2 separate regions of the Homo sapiens genome follow, and region 2 is linked to region 1. Evidence: read pairs that join two places in POLR2A ChIA-PET (ENCODE). Cell type or tissue: MCF 10A. All regions are shown on one strand. Each heading gives the region's core, and the rest is flanking DNA. Links, peaks and the distances in the headings are about the cores only. Region 1 has its middle 82 kb from the start of LINC03002. Region 2 overlaps CT69 (cancer/testis associated transcript 69).

What was found. Peaks named below come from ENCODE experiments on the same cell type or tissue, not always from the same donor. Only the 100,000 strongest peaks of a DNase experiment are listed, where the experiment ranks them.
Region 2: POLR2A ChIA-PET joins it to region 1 with 5 read pairs; 2 of 35 experiments call an interaction of 5 or more read pairs at or near these places.

Annotation. Positions count from the first base shown.
Region 1 is chr6:134,619,676-134,624,069 of GRCh38, forward strand. No RefSeq gene overlaps it. Among named protein-coding and RNA genes, the nearest start is that of LINC03002, 82 kb to the left of the region's middle. In MCF 10A, for the core only: no CTCF peak of the experiment used is centred there; a DNase peak (open chromatin) is centred at 2,386.
Region 2 is chr6:134,456,609-134,461,002 of GRCh38, forward strand. All of the region lies in intron 2 of CT69 (cancer/testis associated transcript 69), which reads right to left. All of the region lies in intron 1 of LINC01010 (long intergenic non-protein coding RNA 1010), which reads left to right. Among named protein-coding and RNA genes, the nearest start is that of CT69, 20 kb to the right of the region's middle. In MCF 10A, for the core only: no CTCF peak of the experiment used is centred there; no DNase peak of the experiment used is centred there.

The sequences.
Region 1 (4,394 bases), core at 247-4,246:
AATCTAGAATTCATAGGTTTCTAGACACGTAGGTGAGGAGATGCAGGGAGGATGGGAGCAATCTCCTCTGATTGCATCTTTTTTTTCCCATTGAAATAGAAGTAGGATTATTAGCTAAGAGTGAGAATGGGGGAGGTTTGAGGCTAGAGAAGAAAGAACGAACTATCACCTAAGAGAGTGGGAAAATGACTGGATTAGAGAAATCCGGTGTGATTACTGGGCAGGGCAGCATTAAGTGCCTACTTGAGATTAACAGTCGGGAATTTAAAGTGAGGCCAGTCAGACTGGCTGTTGTTCTTCTCCAGCCACATTCAGCCCTGTAGGTCAAAACACAGAGAAAGCACGGAGCTGGATCAGCAAGACTGTGGTTTAACCACAAAAATCAATTTAAAAAGTCTCATGTGAGTCAACAACCATGCCAGACACTGACATCACAATAATACAATAATAATAACAATTAGAGAACTCTTCATATATGCCAAACAACATGCTGAGCTCTCTATCAAAAAGAATATTCACGAAAAAAAAGCCTATGCCAGAGAATGAGTGCTATTAGCACCATTTTATAAATGAAGGAACCGAGGCTAAAGTGAACACATAGCTCACTCAAACTTATATGTTTAGTAACAGAAATAACTGAGAGTTGAACCCAGTGTTCTTGGTCAGCTCCGAGACTAGTGAGGACACTCACTAGAAAAGGGGTTGGAGTCCTGAGCAAAACATGCTACAGGAAGCCCAGGAACACAGAACAAGCTACTTTTATTTTTAAAACTTAAAAAAAAAATTCATACACTTGTAACAAAAATTGGTGGATTTGAAGATTTAATGGAAAGTGCACACTCCCATATGTATGAATATATTAATCATTTGTGCTCTAGTCGAATGACTAAATATCATTAGATATGACAGGAGGGATGCCCTCCCCGCACCTTGGGAGTGACCCAGAATGACTGTGCTTCTTATGCAGTGACTTCAGGACTCCACGACCTTGGCCACCCATGCAGGTGTCCCACAGATTCCCTCCTCAAAGATATTTTGGGAGACAACGAATTTCAGGACTTCAAATGTGTGCCTTTATCTTGATATCACTTCCATAGCTTTAGATACCAGAGTCTATAATGGGTAAAATAAGTGAAAAGAGGTTTTCTTATGTCAGGTTTATTTTAGGGATTCCTAATATAAAGGTTTGGAAGGTCCTTTCTTGAAATGGCTCTTATGGAAAGGAAACCCAGAAACTAATTCTGTAATGCTTTCTTTGGAAAAATGGCTACTAACTTCTAGCACAAAAGACCAGACAGGTATCTGTATGTTCTATTTGGACCTACAATGTGCCAGACTGGGCTAGCCAGTTTACAAATGTGTTCTTATTTAGTCAGCTCATCAGCCCTGGGAAGTGGCATTTGGAGCTTGATAAATTGCCCAACGGCTCTCAGGTAGAAGAAGACAGAGCTAGGAGTCTAACCCACCACTTAAATAAAGCCCTCAGCCAATCAACAGGAGACAAACTCTACCTCGATTAGCTTCTTTTTTCCCATTCCTTCTCCCTCTTCTTTGCCTAGCAGAATCTCCTCTCAAAGCTTTAGAAATGACTCAACTTTTTCAACACAATCCAAAAATATGCTTCAAACCTTTATTCTTTTTCCCCTAAATAAGAAAACAAAACTTTATTAGCAGGTGAGTTTTCTCCTAGGCATTTTGTGGACTATAAATGAGGCCACGAATAATAATAATGGACAAGAAAACAGATAATGGCAACTGCCCAGGCTGCCAGGCAGTGTGCAGTGGCCAGTTGAGCCTCGCCATTCTTTAAAGATATAAAGTCTTGCTCTCCAGGTGCAGGAAAATTAATAAATACCCTTGGGGTAATTAGGGGCTGCTCCACCCACATGATGAAGAGGTGCCGTGAATTTCATTCTCCAGCCCTCTCACCTAAGACACGCTTACACTAGGTGTTCCATAAAAGTTTTATGAAGCTAATTCCCGTTACAAAGAAAGGTCCTGCAGACGGATGGGAATGTAATAGTGCTTTAGCTAAGATGCCATATTCAAGGCAGCACATGGATATGTAAATTTATGCTTCCCTTGGGAAAGGCAAAGAAAGCCATGATGCCATAAAGAATGGAAACATGCTCTGAAGGCCGAAGGAATCCCTGAAGTTCCTCCAGTTTGTCCGGAGCTGCTTTCCTGGAGCAGGTCTTCCACAGTCCACAGGTGTGCACATTCTAAGAACCTGGTCAGGGAGCTCCAGCAGCCCTTTCTGCCAGCAACTGAGTTCTCCCCCAGTTCTTATACACCTCTGAGTCAAGCCTTAGGGTACTGTCCAGGTGCCAAGAACATCCAGTCTCCACAGTGGGGAAATCACATCCTTAACATAATAAGATTAACTAGGAGGACAGGTGAGGTAAACCATGCATTTGTTCCAAGCTGGTATATTAAAATGCCCTGCCCAGCAACAGCTCTGATGCCATGTCAAACTGGTTAGAGCTGCTTCCTGGCAGAAGTCCTCAGTGACTCAATTCAGAAGGAAGACTAACATAAGATGAGAGAAAAAGTTGTCAGTTTCCAAACCTTCTTCAGGGGATTAAGAAGCTAAAGTCACACAGTGTTAATAAAGCCCTTTGGGAAATCACAGAGAGCAGAATAAACGAACAGGAGAGTCAGAGTGGATTTTTCTTTTGCTGGTGTGTTTCAGTGTCATTGAAAAAAATCAGAGCCCACTCTCCAGACACTGACAACCAAGGACTGACCCCCATGAGTCCACGGCTCTGAAATTTGCACAGTGGCTGGCTTGCTATTGAGTTTGCGCATCTCAATACCCTCAAAACCCTCCTGGGTTCCTCTGTGTCTGCCTGACTGACCTCCAGTGGAGTCTTTCAATCAGTAAGGTTCTCTTGATGAGAAAGGTTCCCTTGTGCTACTCAGGATCCCAGGCTCCCAGGCGATTCTTGATCTGATCCTCCCTGGTAAACTCATGTGACTGGGGGAACTTGCTAGCTCATTTTGTTTTCACAATAGGACAGCTTTCTCACAAAAGCATCCCAAAGACTCAATCATTTAGGATTCCAAGTTTTTATTCTTAAGGAGAATGGCAGTCCTTTAAAATGTGCCTTGCATCAGAGAGAGGTGACGAGAGAAGTGAGGGAGGTAATGGTGGGTAAAACCTTTAAAAAATGGACAAGTAATTCCATTAAAGTAATTAGGGCAAAGGTCCTAAAAGAGACCATGTTAAGAAACCTGATTCAAGTGCTGTAATTTAGCTAAGTGTATTGCTAAGTAATTCCAAGATTACTCAGCAGCTTACTATCCTCTTTTGGAGTTTCCCTTGATAAGATGTTTCCTTAATGAACTTGCAGGTGCTCATCTTCCTAAACCTGAGAAGGCTGGAAAAAAAAGTATCACAACCAGAGAGAGTGGGATAATTTTCTCTGCCCTTACCTCTCTATAAGAAATGTCCCCCCAACCACCACCTCCCTTACCCTTTAGATGCCTCTTCATTCTAGTTTAATAGTCTTTGATTTCAAGGAACAGAAATCCACTGAAATTAATTCAAACAAAGACAGAGAGAAGGAGAAAGAGGATTACATAAGATAAAAGACCGCCCACCAAGCTCAGCAGAATCACATGCAAATTGGAGCTGGAACCTCAGAAGGTCTCAGAAATGGGGCTGCTCCTCTGCCCCCTCTCTCTGCACCATTGTGTCTTGTATTTCTGCTTCTCTCGCACATCCCTTCCATTCTCCTCACTGCCTCTGCTTCCTGAGCTTCCTGGGAGACAGAATAATGCCTGCAGATATTTCATAAACGAGCTCGAGAATTGCCTTAGCTGCTCTGCCACTTACCAGCTGTGTGACCTTAGGAAAGTGATCGCATCTAAGACCTGGTTTCCTCATTTTCTAATGAAGATAGCGCTATTGCCCACCTGATAGGATTAGTCCAGTGCTTGGCACACAGGAAGCATGTCAGAAGTTGCAGCAACTAGCATTATCAATTGTGGCTGCTGCTGTTGTCACTGCTTATAGTTACTTCTTCTAATTCGAGTTGGCCCATAGCTTTGGCTTTGCAGGACACAAAGGCAATCTACTCCCTAGGCAACCTTGCATTCTAGCTCCCCCAGAGAACAGTCCTGGTTTATGGTATTCTCAATAAAGCTCACATTGGTGCCTGCCATGGTTCCATCAGCTGTAGCCAGGGAGGATGGTGGCTATGCTAGAGCAATATTGTCACCCAAGCTCTCATCAGAAGGGTCTGTTAGTGAGGGATGCTCCTAAGGAAGCATGCTTTGAATGTGACACCCCCAAAACATACCTACTACATTCTTCCATGAACTTTAAAACAAAGCTAAATATTGTTTAGCTTTTCTTAAAGCTATTATTCTTAAAGCTCCTTATTTTCTAT
Region 2 (4,394 bases), core at 79-4,078, 160 kb before region 1:
AATTTCCATTTGATTATTCATGCTGTGAATGTATAGATCTGTGTATTTTTTAATTTAAAGGGAAACTGACCATTTGTAGTAAATGTCTGCAAAGTAACATGTAGTTTAGCAATAAATACTTAAGAATCAGACTAACAAAAAATATTTGGTATTAACACAAAGTTTTACATAGCTATTTATTTACTTATATATTTATGAGGCAGGATCTTGCTCTGTCACTCTGGCTGGAGTAGCAAGTGCCACTACATATGGCTAATTTTAAATTTTAAAATTAATTAAATTTAAAGCAAGTGCCACTACATGTGGCTAATTTTTCATCTTTTTTTTTTTTTTTTTTTTTTTTTTTTTTAGAGACAGGGTCTCACTATGTTGCCCAGGCTAGCCTTGAACTCATGGTCTCAAGTAATCCTTCTGTCTTGGGCTTCCAAAGTCCTGGGATTATAGACATGAGCTACCAAACCTGGCCAGCTTTATAATTTTTAAAATGAAGTATATAAAGACCTAAATGAATTTTTTCAAAAGGCTCAACAATCTTTCAAACATACAGAGTTGATTAAAAACACTCATTATAAATAAGAATAAAAAGTTACCTATCTATACGCAAGGTAGAAAACTGAAACCATACGAACAGATAGTAACTGAGCAGTAAAGGTCTTCCTTGACCTTTATAAAACTTCCCCTTTCTCCCACAAGTATTTGTATATCTTTCTAGAATTTTTTAATGTATCTACAAGCATAAAAATCTGTGTGTATTTATTCACAAATGGAATCACTATATCCACTATTTTTCATCTGGATATTTTTAACTTGAAAGTATATCTTAAAGATACTCCCATACCTTTAAAAGATGCATGGTATTCTATCATATAGATATTTCATAATTCATGAAACTTGATAAAAATTCCTAAATGATGATGTTAGAGTTCCAGGTTTTTTCTTCTCACAACGAAAACTGGAAAATGTAGCTTTGTACCTATATGTGTGTTTTTGTAGGTAAATAAGGATGAATTCCCAGCAGTGAAGATTTAGCAGAACACGTTAATGACACTTTAAAAACAAAGTTAAAATACACATTTAATGAGATTACTCAGGGCAGATTGTTAAGTTTGTGGATCACCCAGGTCCTCTCCTTTCCTCCTTACTAGACATTATATCTCGCTAGAGATTAACTTGGGGCATATAGTTTTGAAGCCAAGAGCTTAGGACATTGGACCCCCACCATTTACTAGCAAGACAAAGTAGTTACATTCTCTGAGCCTAGTCCTGCCTGTTGGGGTTATTGTGAGAATCAAATGAGATGTTGAAAATCAGCATTGAACACAGCATTATTTAGCACTGGTGTTTTAGTCCATTCTGCTATAACAAAAAACCCAAACTGGGCGGCTTGTAGACAATAGAGATTTATTTCTCACAGTTCTGGAGACTGAGAAGTCCAAGATCAAGGTGATGGCAGATTCAGTGTCTGATGAGGGCTCACTTCCTCACAGACAGCACTTTCTTACCGGCAGGAGGTGCCAGGGGTTTCTCTAGGCCTTTTTTGCAAGAGCACTAGTCCCATTCCTGTGGGCTCTGCCCTCACGTCCTAATCACCTCCCAAACGCCCTGTTGCCTAATCACCTTGGGGATTACGATTTCAATATATAAATTTTGGAGGGACAAAAACCTTCAGTTCATTGCAACTGCTAACCCCTCAATAAATGTAGCAACAAATAGTTAATAATTCCTTATTAATATTTTCTAATTAATCTAGTGATGATTATTCTTAAGGAACACTAGACCAGGATTTTCCAAATTTCCAATTTTTTTCATATCGACCTAAGCAGTGTTAGTTATCCATTTATCATTTACTTGCTGTATATTCCCTCCTATGCTTAAAGACTATCATTAATTTTTTTCTTGAATTTATCTACAGATTTCAAGTATCTTCACATTTTCTCCCAGAACTATTTCTCAAACAGGGAAGTCAGTTTTATTACCCTGCTTCAGGCCTTTACGCAGTCTGGCGAAAGACTGCGCACCTAGTCTACAAGAAACCTGGTCAGTCTAGAGATGGATATAGAGGGGAAAAAAATCAAATTCTTTTTTTAAAAAACATTGAATTGTTCACTGAGTAGTAACAGGCAAAAACCGTGATTGCAAGAATATCTGTGAAGGTTACCATGTTTGCAAAGCCATTTTGAATAACTGTTTGGGGCTCTGCTCTCAAACCCTGGCAGTGGAAAGCAGAGGCCTGGTGAGCCAGGCTCCTCTGCAGCCCCACACCAGGCTCTGCCCATCAGGTACTCCATATCAGAAGAGGGAACTGAAAAGTAGAAACCATACAGAGTCCTTTATTTATATTTTTTACTTGGGAGGTGACAGTGACAACTGGAGCTTCTGGCAGCAGGGGCGGTGGTTCTGGTGTTTGTTTTCCAGTGTCAGCCTAGACTTTGGCTGCCTCTGCCCAGTGGCCGTGCAGTGTCAGGGGAAGCGGCCATGGAGACTTCTGGGCTGTGCTCCTGGGTGCATGGCCTCCAAGGCTGGCTCTCTGGCTTTCTTGCAACAGTTCTGAATGCTGCTCCATTCCTTTGCTGCTTAAAAACGTTGAATGAGTTTGGCTCTTTATAACTGTGTGCCCCAAACCCCAATTTCCTCAACCCCCACACTCCTCCCATTTCCTCATTTCAGTGCATGGTAACTATGTCCTAAGCCAGTTGCTTGGATCCATCCGTGACTTCCCTCTTTCTCTCCATTTCTCTCAATAGCAGCATTAATTATTTTTAGAGACAGGGTCTTGCTCTGTTGCCCAGGCTGTAGTGCAATGCCGAGATCATGGCTCATTGCAGCCTTGACCTCCTGGGCTCAGGGATCCTTCCCATCTCAGCTTCCCAAGTAAATACAGGCACATGTCACCACACCCGGCTCATTTTTAAAACTTTTTAATAGAGATGGGGTCTCACTATGTTGCCCAGGCTAGTCTTGAACTCTTGGCCTCAATTAATTCTCCTGCCTCAGCCTCCCAATATGTTGGAATTACAGGTATAAGCCACTGTGCCCAGCCTTGTCTTTCTCCAGAGGCTGTCACCCCCATAGCCTATTGTTACCCAGGTACTAGAGTGATCTTTCAAAAAGTAAATCAGATTATGCTGCTCCTTTTCTTAGAACCCTCCTCACTCTGATTAAAGAATTCCACTGTGGCCTCCAAGACCCTAAAAGGGCTGCTCCCTTGTTATTTGTCTCTAATTTATCAAGCACCCGCTTCCTTCTGCACTCACTGCTCTCCACACACACTGGCCCCAGGTTTACAACCTTCTCCCAGGCAGCTCCCACACACTGCCCCTTTGCTAGTCTCAGAACACCCCCAGCATGCCACCATCTCAGGGCCTTCTTGTTGGATCTCCTGTGCCCGGAGCTTCCTCCCTCCAAGACACACACTCTCCACCATTTCTGCAGTACCTAACTGCCTTATTTCTTCAAATGCCTTTCCCTAAATCTCCCCAGGTCACCACACGCAGCTCTCTTACTCTGCTCTGTTTTTTTCCACGTCATTTCTTTTTTTAAATTTTCTTTTTTTTTTTCAATCTCCAATGTGACAGTATCCATAGCATTTCTTATCCTTCAAAATATATATCAATTTGCTTATTTCCCAATTGTCTGTCTCTCTCCCTGTTAGAATATAAGCTTCATGAAGGCAGGGACTATCTGATTCCTGCTATACCCTTAGGGTCTAGAATGTTGCCTAGTTCATAGTAACTACTCAAAAAATATTTGTTGCATAATTAAATGAATGAATAAATGAATATGGATGCATACAGCATTCTCTATTGTCTGAGAGTTTATAAGGAGGTCATTACCAGTCACTCAAAGAAATATTGTAGAGGCAGCAACCTTAATGGAAATCAGTCAGAAGCCTTGAAGGAAATGACTGATTTTATCAATGTTCTTCATTTTAATAAAAAAGAAAAGTTTAAGATTTACTAAGGTCTGACTGAAGGCTTTCTTAAGCTTAGTCAGAGATGTCCATGGTACAATTTAAGGGGCACATTATGGAATCACCTGCCCAAACCAACTATTTTCTGTGGTCCATCATAATGTCTAAACTTCTCAGTATTTATTATTTTATTTATTTTACAAATATGCCAGGCCCTATTCTAAGAAGTTGGGATATAGCAATCAACAAGTCAACATCCTGTCCTCATGGAACTTACGTTCTAGTTGGGAACAGACAATAAAGGAAGAAACACATGTATAGCAAGCACCAGGTGGTAAGAAAAGCCAGGAGAAAACTGACAACAGGCAAGGGAGAGGTGGAGGTAGAGATGGGTCTGTGTGGCTTTTAAGACCACAGCTAGGGAAGCCAGTGTTAAGGAGGTCCAGATGAGGCATGGGAGGAAGCTATGCAGACAGCGTTCAAG